Regions from separate parts of the Homo sapiens genome. Here region 2 is linked to region 1. A link is an interaction called in ENCODE POLR2A ChIA-PET data of the cell type or tissue named here. Cell type or tissue: endothelial cell of umbilical vein. All regions are shown on one strand. Each heading gives the region's core, and the rest is flanking DNA. Links, peaks and the distances in the headings are about the cores only.

Evidence for each region. Peaks named below come from ENCODE experiments on the same cell type or tissue, not always from the same donor. Only the 100,000 strongest peaks of a DNase experiment are listed, where the experiment ranks them.
Region 2: POLR2A ChIA-PET joins it to region 1 with 8 read pairs; 2 of 35 experiments call an interaction of 5 or more read pairs at or near these places.

The regions. Positions count from the first base shown.
Region 1 is chr1:91,778,356-91,783,736 of GRCh38, reverse strand. The region is part of intron 3 of TGFBR3 (transforming growth factor beta receptor 3); the gene reads left to right. Among named protein-coding and RNA genes, the nearest start is that of TGFBR3, 110 kb to the left of the region's middle. In endothelial cell of umbilical vein, for the core only: no CTCF peak of the experiment used is centred there; a DNase peak (open chromatin) is centred at 2,146; H3K27ac peaks cover 1,141 bases.
Region 2 is chr1:91,648,915-91,654,295 of GRCh38, reverse strand. No RefSeq gene overlaps it. Among named protein-coding and RNA genes, the nearest start is that of CDC7, 150 kb to the right of the region's middle. In endothelial cell of umbilical vein, for the core only: no CTCF peak of the experiment used is centred there; DNase peaks (open chromatin) are centred at 2,305 and 3,315.

The sequences.
Region 1 (5,381 bases), core at 198-5,197:
ATATGGCTTTTTCCTTTGTTTACTCTGGACTCAAGTCTTTGTAGCTTGTTTTCTAAGTCAGCTCAAAAGTTGCTGGTCATTGGATTTGGCAGCCTTTTCAAGCTTTACCCACCAGAATCCTACAGGAAGTTGTGTGTCGGCCAGAAGAGTCTGTTTATTTAGAGCGTGGTGTCCAGCAGAAGCAATCCATTTATGAGGGTCTGGTCTTAAAGACACAGGCATCTGAGTCTGTGTTTGGAAGACCTGCTGCTTTGGCTTCCATTGCAGCCATGTTCTCCATGCTTTCCTGTCCAGCCCGCCGGGGCACCTCAGTGGCACTGCTGGCTGATTGAAGGAGTCCTTGTCTCTGAGCTCCTTGGCCTTGTCTGAAAGGCTGAAATATCAAGGCCCAGATATTAGACAGGGTTCTAGTCCAAAGCACCCTACAATAATGCTTTGTATTTATGGCTTTTTTTTTCCACCTGAACCACAGAGTCCTTCAGCTGAACCTGAAATTTGTACAACTCTTGGAGGATGAGGGGCAAATTACAGGTATGACTTGGATACTTTTGAAGATAAGAGAGCTAATGAGATGAGGTGTTACTGATTCTCACTGTGAAGCAAGGACAGAGCCCAGCTTTAGGATCCAAGGTCACTACCATAGCCTAACTCTTGCCCGGAGCTGAAGTGTCCCCTTGTGCCCATTATGGCTTAACTTCTATTTGTTGATACATGTGTACACACATCTGATCCATTTTGAATTTGCTCCAGCAAGTCGGTGATGTGGCTGTCGGTTCTCTGTGCCTAGCACTGGGCTTGCCACAGGTTAGGGACTGCATGCCTGTGGACCCGTTTACGTGGAAGCTGCATCGATGTCTTCTTAAAAGGTGAGTCCCCCTCCCAGAGTGAGGTGTGGCCTCACTACCAGTGATGTGAGCACATACCGAGGTGCCTTGGGGGAGAGGGGCAGAGAGGTATAGCAACTGCTGAGAGGCCTGAGCACAAAAGGTCGAAAGTGAGCTGTCGTACCTCTCAGCCCTCGCCATGCCCCTGGGGTCTTTTAATGACCTACAGTTGGATTTTTTCATGAGGTGGAAGTTATATTGAAATTTCTGCCTCAGAATAGTTCCTGAAGAGCATTGACTCTCTGGGAGTCTTAGGTAAATTTAACACTTAATGAAGGTAAAAACAATCCTTTCCACATTCCTCTGCTCCTCCTCTCAACCTCAGGTCAGTCGATGTGCAAGCAGTGCTTTCCTTGGGAGGCAGCAGTTTCTGAAGGTAAAGGAGAAAGCCCTGGTCCAAGGGAGCCAAAGGTCCGTTGGGACACACATGATTCCGTGTTGGGCACATGGGCATGTAGGTGTCTCCTAGCCTTGCCAAGCTGTCTTAAATTCGGGCATCTTCCAAAATCAAAGGCAACTGAAGAGCTTAATTTCCAATGATGATACATTTTGCCTCAGTCATCTGGCCCCAAAAGACTTCTGGGGGCCGATCACCCTCCCTTCTATTCTGAACGCCCTCATCCCCTAGATTGTCACTTGGTGCTTTTGGCCAGGGGGCTCTGCTTCTTCCTTGCTGCGAGTTCTTCCTGCTGAGCCCAGCATCCCCGTGAGGGCTTTCACGCAGGCCCTTCATTGCTCTCGGTATGTTGTCAGCCCATGTGTTGCAGTTTATTTTTGATTCCTGCTTTCATAAGGTTTGAAGATTCCACTCATTTTTCCAGTGGTTGTTAAGATAGTGAGAATCTAAATGAAATGGTAATATTACCATTGTGAACAATTATTTTTCTAAAAGAATCTTTTGTGTTCATTTTTAATGCTGTTAAGATCTAATTCCCAGTATTTTATTTGGAAGCTCTTCAAATTTCCCAAATCATAAAATCTTTCAAAGCCTACTCCAAGTTACTTTTTCTTGATTCAGCTCTCCTATTTGCATTTAAAATAAAAAGGCCAGCCTATTTCCAAATATGGAAATGATCTATGTTTATTAGAGATCAGCAAAGTGATATGGGCCCTTGACTTGCTGTGAGGTTTTTTTTTTAAATGTGTTTTAGAGCAATGTACAAGGGCAATTTTTCGTCCTGTTTTGTCATGTGTTCTTAAATACATTTCCTAAACACTTTCTCTGGCTTGGTGCTATTACTGTGTATACGTCCTACATATGTTTCCTATTTTTTATGACTCATACTTACGGTACTCATAAAGATTTATCCTTTATCTTGGCTCTGAGTAATGAGCCCACTTGCACATTTCCAGCAGAACTGTGGGTTAGGGATTTTACATTTCATTCTGCTGGAGAGGCCTCTGGAAGGCATAGCACAGGCAGCGCAGCATGTTCCTTGTAGGCAGTACTCACTTCTCCCTGAGGGAACAGTTAGCTCAGTTTTTGTGAATTTACTAATTTTTGTTCTCTAGCTTTTCCTTTCCCTTTGCCCTTTTTAGCCATTTTGCTGTTTGAGTGAGGCCACACAAGAGCATGAACAGATGAAACAAATGCTCTACTCCTTTTTGCTGCTGAGTAACTGTGGTGGAGGAAGAAATGGAAATAATGAACTGAAACGATATTATTACATGTGGCAACAAACTCAGGCAAGGAGTCTTCTTGGGTCCAAATAAACATTCAGACCCATGAGACTATCATAGGCCATGGGTGGCTTCATTATACTTAAAAGGGTATAGGACAAGGACCACAGCTTACGGCATGGCAGCAAGGCATTCCTCCTTGTTGTGTGCCTTGTGACTGTTCACACATCAGTTCATCAGTTCACATAGCCATCCAGAGCTCTCCAGCTGATGGCTCAAATGCCAGGAGATGAGATCTCTGTGTGTGTGTGTGTGTGTGTGTGTGTGTGTGTGTGTGTGTGTGTGTGTAGTTCTCTAGTTTAAAAGCCTTAGGAAGGCCGGGTGCAGTGGCTCACACCTGTAATCCCAGCACTTTGGGAGGCTGAGGCGGGTGGGTTACCTGAGGTCAGGAGTTCGAGACCAGCCTAACCAAAATGGTGAAACCCGTCTCTACTAAAAATACAAAATTAGCCAGGCATGGTGACGCATGCCTGTATTCTCAGCTACTTGGGAGGCTGAGGCAGGAGAATCGCTTGAGCCCGGGAGGCAGAGGTTGCAGTGAGCCAATATCATGCCATTGCACTCCAGCCTGGGCAACAAGAGTGAAACTCCATGTCAGAAAAAAAAAAAAAAAAAAAAAAAGCCTTAGACCCTTGCGGGAACTAGTAGGCAACTATGTAGGAATAGTTTTCATGGTACTCTGTCTCATAAATATGCCCCATTTACAAGAATCACTGCTCTCAGGGAAGCCCCCAGATGTCACTTCTTATCAGATGTCTTAAAATTTTCCAGTCCCAATAGCAAGCTGCCTTGTGTTATAATTGACATATTGTCTTACCAGATTACCAGGGTTACAGAATTGAGAGAGTTAACAGAAGATCAAATTCTCATGTAAAAGGGAAAAGCTTTGCTCACTGTTTATCCACACCTGTACGTTTTATTGTTTTTATTTGTGGTATTCCTGACTGTGATAGGCTAAATAATGGCCCCCAAAGATATATCCACGTTCTAACCCCTAAACCTGGGAATGTTGCCTTTATATAGAAAAAGCCTTAGCAGGTGTGATTAAATTAAGAATTGTGAGATGGAGGATTATCCTGGATTATCTGGTGGCCCCTAAATACAGTCACATGTATCCTTATAAGACAGGGATTTGATGACACAGACAAAAGGGAAGACTGTGTGACCATGCAGGCAGAGATTGGTGGTCTGGAACCCACAAGCCAAAGAATGCCAGCAGCCACGAGAACCTGAAAGAGGCTGGGAACAGGTTCTCTCCTGGAGCCTCTGGAGGGCATGTGGCTCTGCTGACACCTTGGTTTTGGCCTAGCAATGCTGATTTTGGACTTCTGGCCTCCAGAACTGTGAGAGAATAGCCTTCTGTTGTTCTAAGCCACCCAGTTTATGGTAATTTGTTACAGCAGTATGGGAAATGAGCACACACTCACATTAGTTTGAGTTCCATGCTCCCTCCTGTCTCCAGTTTGTTTACTCCTGTGTTCCCCAGCTCTGTAAAGGACGCTACCACACAGTTGCCAGGGCCACAGTCCTTGGCATTATTATCCATGACTTCCTGTGTTTGCTCAGATGTCATATCCAATCCTATTTGTTCTACCCTAAGACCATATTCTGAATCTGCCCACTTCTGACCACCACCTTCGGTCTGACCCACCATCACATTTTTACTTGAGAGGCAGTGGGCCTCTGGCCCATCCCTCTTAGGAGTGCAAGATCTGGGGTAGAGCGCCAGTGTTGGAAGCCTGGCTACACTGCTCATGAGCTGTGGGGCTTTGGGCAAGTCAGTTAACTTCTTTATGCTTCATTTTCCTCATGTGGGCATAATCATAGTATCTACTTCATAGAGTTGCTGTGACGATTAAATAATTAAAGCATGACTGGTGCTTAGAACAGTGCGTGGAATATCATCAGCACTCCATAAATGTCAGCTGCTATCATTGTTAGCAATTAAGATCTATTCTCTAAGTGGCAGCCAGCATGATCTTTTGAAAGACTTCCGTCCAGTCACGAAGTTCACCAGTTCAGCTTCCTGCCATGGTTTTTTACATTTCAATGAAAATGCGCAATCCCCACCAGAGCCCTGAATGATCTTTTCCCCCTTCTCCCAGCACTCTCACCATTGCTCACTGTGCTGCAGTGGGCCCTGACATCTTGCCTCCTGTCCTTGGCATGGGCTCTTTGTTTTGCCTGAAGTACTTCTCCCAGTTACTCATGTGGCTGCCTTCACCCAGTCCCTGCTTTGCCATTACCTCCACTGAGAGGCCTTCATTGACCACCCCATTTAAAATAGTCATAGCACCCCACAACAGACACACTCTCTTTTACTGTTTTACTTTAAAATGTAACTTATATTACCACCTGATATTTATTTTTAAATATGTTCACTGTCTATCTCTTCTGCTAGTATATCATCAGTATAGATGTTTTATCTTTAGTTGGTATTGCCAGGAATTAGAACAGTGCCCACTACATAGTAAGCAGTCAAGAAACATTTGTGAAATAAACATTTGCATGAATAAATAAGTATGTTGATGTAGCAGTTTAGCAAATAGGTTAAGTCTAGAAATTCTATATATGGAAGTTTCTCATTAATTATATTTTTTGAAGATCTAGTTATTGATATTGGTATGTATGGCTTGGGCATAAAGTAATGTTTCTTAAACCAAGGCTTCAAGGTATAGAAGACAGCACTGGATTGTGAGTCTTAATAAAAGACTTCCCTCTTTTTTGGTCTTCCCTCTGTTGTGATCTTTTTTGTTTAAACTTGAGGGCAAATGTGTAGACCCATTTGGATCTCAGTTTCTTTTTTTATTTTCTGTC
Region 2 (5,381 bases), core at 245-5,244, 130 kb after region 1:
GTAAAAACCATACTTCGAATTTTGAATTTTGATTCAAAATTATTTATTGTAGCATTAGTATAAAATAGGCTCTGTGTTAGATGATTTTGCCCAACTGTAGGCTGATGTGCATGTTCTGATTGTGTTTAAGGTAGGCAAGGCTAAGCTATGATGTTCAGTAGGTTGGGTGTATTAAACGTATCTTCAATTTATGATCTTTTAAAATGTACAGTGGGTTTATTGGGACATAACCCCATCATAAGCTGAGGAGCATCTGTACTTGATTGAAGTTAGATAAAGTTTAAGTTTGACAAAGACTCTTGATTCAAGTCAAGGTTCTGGTCTTTAGGAGAGACAAAACATGGGGTGACAATCCTTACAGAATACTGTCATGAGAGGCTTATCCAACTCTGTTCATTAATTCATCCATTCATTCAAGCAACCAATCCTTTAGGAGGGGAGCAGCTCTGTTTCATTTTCCCTTACTCTTCCAACACCAGATGAGTGCCTATTCATTGTCCCACAAATGAGTGTTGCCTGCCTGACCTGTGCCAGCTGTACTTTACTCTACCAAGTACTGCTCTATGCCTGTGAACAGGCAGGAGTCTTCCTGAGCCGCCCTTATGGCCTTACTCTCTTTCAGAGGAGGCCTAGTCACAAATGAACAAATATGTTTATATTTACAAGGTGTGGTTTTGATAAATGCTATAAAGAAAATGCACATATTGGTGGGATAAAGAGTAAGGAATGTCTTGAGTTAGACTGGTTAAAGTAAGCCTCTCTGAGAAGGCATCATTTGTGCCCAAGTCTGAAGCATGAGACATGGCTGCCCATGGGGTGAGAAAGGACATATTTACTTTTTAAGCAAAGACAACAGCAAATGTAGAGGATGTCAGAACCAAAAGATCTTGGTAGTTTTTGAGGAACTGGAAGAAGGCCCACAGAATTATGTGCTGTTGTGAATTAAGAACTGAAACCACATCTTACTGACACTTTCCCCAAAAACACTCCTTTAGAATAGATGTTAATGAACATTCTATAACAAAATGCAACGCCAGCAGCATGTTTTCTGCTAACATTGAGAAAATTTCTGAGTACTTATAAGTTTGTTATTTGCCTTTTAGTTTGGTTTATGCTGTTCATCAACATATCTTTAAAAATTTTTATATAGGTCATATTTATCCAACTTTTCGCTAATGGTTTCTGCTTTTGGGATCATCCACAGAAAGTCTCCCCTATCTCATAATTACATAATTACCTAGCTTTTCCTCTAGGACTTTTACAATTTGATATTTTACAATGAAATCTTTAACTCATCCGGATATTTTTAGATGTGCCCCTCTTTTGATGTCCTTGTCTCTCAGTAAGGCAGAATGCTTTCTTTATCTAGCTTCCTCATTTCTTGTTATATTAATTTATTAATTCCTGGGCATTTAAAATTTTGTTGTTGTTGTTGCTATTGTGAAAGGAATTTTTTTCCCATTGTATTTTCTAACTGGTTATTGTAGGCATTTGGGAAGAACTCTGTCTCTCTATGCTTTTTATATGAGAATATGGTGACCAGTCATCGGACTGAGGCCTCAGGCCTAGTGGTCTTCCAGTTGACTTGCTGGTCTTCCAAGAGTTAAAACTGAAAAACGATATTATTTCTTTCTAGTCCTTTTAATCTGAAAGTCACAAAATAGTACCTTGTTTTGATTGCATTTCTTTGGCGACTGTTGGGGATGAACATCTTTGCACACATTCATTTGGCATTTGTTTTCCTATAGTGAACTGTCCATTCATATACTTCGTTAATTCCTCTATTTGGTATTTGTCATGCTTTTATCAATCTGATAAAATTATTTTAATTCATTTCCACTTGAAAAATATACACTAACCTATTATTTCTGCCCAGAGAGGAAGAGTCACCAAATATCAGATACAAATGTGAGCATGGGAGCACTCTAGAAAGGCTAGGAATCACTGCTGGAGGCTGCACGCCTGTACATTAACTTTTTGTCCCTTGGTCCTTAAAATCCTATAGGAAGCAGCCAGGTGACCAGTAAAACAGGCATCCTGCATGGAGAAGGTGCTGTTCCAAATCAAGCAGCCCCAGAGCCTCCTTGGCCCCAGCCCTCCCTAAGTTGTCACCTACTGGGCCCCCACCTCCCTTCACACCGGGTGGTCTCCCTGACAGGTTTGAAGGGATTATCCAGGATCAATATTAGAAATAGTTGTATTTTTTTCTAACTGGAGTTAAGTTTATAAGCTTTTTTTATGTAACCACCAAACACCAGAAATAAAAATCTGGATGAGAGCCAGTTTGACTTGGAGCCAGCACACTTTCCCATAGCCAGGGAGCTCGCCCTTCATCCCAGTTGTTTTTCCCCTAGTTACTGACATTTCCTCCCAAAAGCTGAATCAACTTCTCAAATTCTTCATCTGAGTAATTCAGGCCCCCAGTGATTCCTAGAAATCTTGCCCTCCCAGTCCAGCCCCCACCCCCAGCCCAGCCTCTGACACCTGAGCTGCAACTGGGGCCAGAGGAGGCCCAGGCTCCATGCGGTGGCCCAAGCCACGTGACCTGGCCTCTGGCTCTTAGAAAGTTTCTGGGGGAGTTTTAATTGCCGGCTCTGCAAATGCAAAATGAGGCCCTGGTGGACGGGGGAGAGGGGAGCAAGAGCATCTGCAGGCTGGTCCGGTAAAGAAGGGTGGGAAGAGGTCTTGTTCATACTAATTCCTAACTAAGGGCTAGAAGAAGACCAGCGTCCATGCACAGTTTATCACCCAACACATATGTGTTGAGCACCAGCTGTGTACCAGGCACTCTCCTAGGCACAAGTGAACAAGACCAGCCTGGTCCCTTCCCTGGTAACAGTTACTGCCCGGTGGGAAAGACAGACATGGAACAAGTAATTTCACATCACAAGCTCAATAGTCACAAGTGTGAGAATTCTGCTTATACAAGTGGGAACAATTTCATGGCCTTGCTTATGAGCTCTTTTCCTTTGAAAGGATTCAGAGAAGTGGCAACAAGACTGCCCCAGGGATTTTTGATAGCGCTCCTTTCTTTTGCCTCCTACATTTCAGGGTGGGCCATCCTGGGAAAACAGTCCTCCCTGGCCTGAGTGAGACCAGAAAGGGACGGCATGGGAGAGGCTAGGCAGTGTTGGAGTCACCCTCTCCTCCCTGCTTGGGAAACTGGTCTTGAGGTTCAGCCTTGCCACTCTCATGACCTTCCACAGCACTTGAGACTGGTCCGAGACTCAGCCAGATCACCCCAGGTTGGCCTTGGAAGTCACCTCTGAGTCAGTTCTCACTGACTAGCACATCCAGGGCTCCTCCCCTCATCTCCCTGCTCTTTTCTGCTCAGAACTCATGTTCCAGATGGACTCAGCTGGCAAGTGTTTGAGACATGTCTCAGCATCTTGTGATGTGTTACTGAACCTCTGGGCCTTGTGTGGGCTGAGTCACTGACTCTGACTTGATCCCTGATGCATATTGGCCCCTTCTTCCTGGGTCCAAAAACCAAAGCCCATCTTTGGAATGCAGGCCACAGAGTGCCTGCCACCAGGCCTGGAGGGGACCACTCTCCAGGGAGGGACAGTCAGTTGGACCTATCTGCAGTTTTTCTGTTCTCTCCCTTTTTCCTCTATACTGATTCTTTCTGGGAATGTGTTTGTCAAGGGAAGGGGATATAAGGACCATCCCAGACACTGGGCCTTTCTCCCTCCCAGCTCTCTTCCTCACCTCACTTTTGTTCTACCTGAGCTATGAGACCAAATACAGCTGGGAATCCTGCCTTGACAGGAATATTCTTCTATCAAAAAAGATGAATTGTTTTTCTAGCAACTTGGGGTAGGTGGTGAATCGGTGAGATCAGGAAATGAGAGGGGAGGCAGCTTTTCTCTTGTCATGGTTGAGAGCATGGATGCCAAATTTAGACTGTCTGGATTTAGACTCCGGCATTGCCACTTCCTAGCTGAATCGACTTGGGTAAGTTTCCTGTGCCTCAGTTTCCTCATCTATAAAATATGAATAAGCACCCAACTCATAAGACTGTTGTAAAGATAAAATGAGCTACAACATCACAGAACTGTAAAAAGTCCCTAAGATATAAGCGTTAGTAGTAGTGCTTCTTATTGTTGGTATGATAAGCTCTTAGGGAGGTTCTTGTTTGTAGCTTTTTGCAGCTTCAGGCTGGTATTTTTACATACGGATTCCCTTCTCTGCCTTTTCTGCATCAATACTCCATTGCTACTCTGGCATCTTTTCTTCCATTTCTGCCAATCCAGATCAGTAACAACTGGCTGGACCACCTCCTTTACTCTACTATTTCTGGGAACTAGTTCACCAAGGTTTAGGTGAGAGCTGGACAGGAGAAACTCATTCCTAACTTGAACTCCTCTTTTTTCCCCAAGCCTGAGGCCTTGCTCTTCTATGGCAGTCTTTCCAAGGAGAGCCTGTTTGAAGCATCCATACATCTATTCATTGATCCATTTATTCCATTTGTTCTACAGCCACTTTTTTTTTTTTTTTTTGAGACAGAGTCTCGCTCTGTCACCCAGGCTGGAGTGCAGTGGCACGATCTCGGCTCACTGCAAGCTCCGCCTCCCAGGTTCACGCCATTCTCCTGCCTCAGCCTCCCGAGTAGCTGGGACTACAGGCACCCGCCACCGCCCAGCTAATTTTTTTGTATTTTTAGTAGAGACGGGGTTTCACCGCATTAGCCAGGATGGTCTCAATCTCCTGACCTCATGATCCGCCCACCTTGGCCTCCCAAAGTGCTGGGATTACAGGCGTGAGCCACCGCGCCCGGCCTCTACAGCCACTTTTAAACATCTGTCAAGTACTGTGAGAAGTACTAGCTCTAAAAAGAAAAATGTTCGGTTCTTGTGCTCAAGGAGGTCAAAGTCACAGGCAGTGACAATTCTGGTATATTAAGCGTTGTTATGAATGCAGGAGTGGGGTACTTTAAATGCACAAGGGAGGTACCTGACCCAGTGCTGAGTGTGAGGGGTTAATGATGCTCTGTGCTGGGTTCTGGAAGGTTAAAAGGACTTGGTCAGGTGAAATGAAGAAAGGACATTCCAGGCTGTGAAAGCAGCATCTGCGAAGGCCTGGAGAGAAAGAGAGCAGGCTCAGAGCTTGGTGGGGATTCAGTGCCCACCCCCCGCCACCCCCAGGAAGGAGAGGGAGCATAGCTTGGGGTAGGGGAGGGGGTAATCCAGGAAAGTATGGGGACTGCTCTCTAGCTTTTCCATTGGCGGTCTGGATCTGGCATATTTACCCTACAGTCTCTTACTCTCTAATACTCCATCTCAAATAGTGTCCATAAAAGGGAGTTAGTTTTAGTAATTCTCACATGACCTATATGAAGCTAGAAGGATTTGTTATGTGTTCTATGGTGTTATTAATAT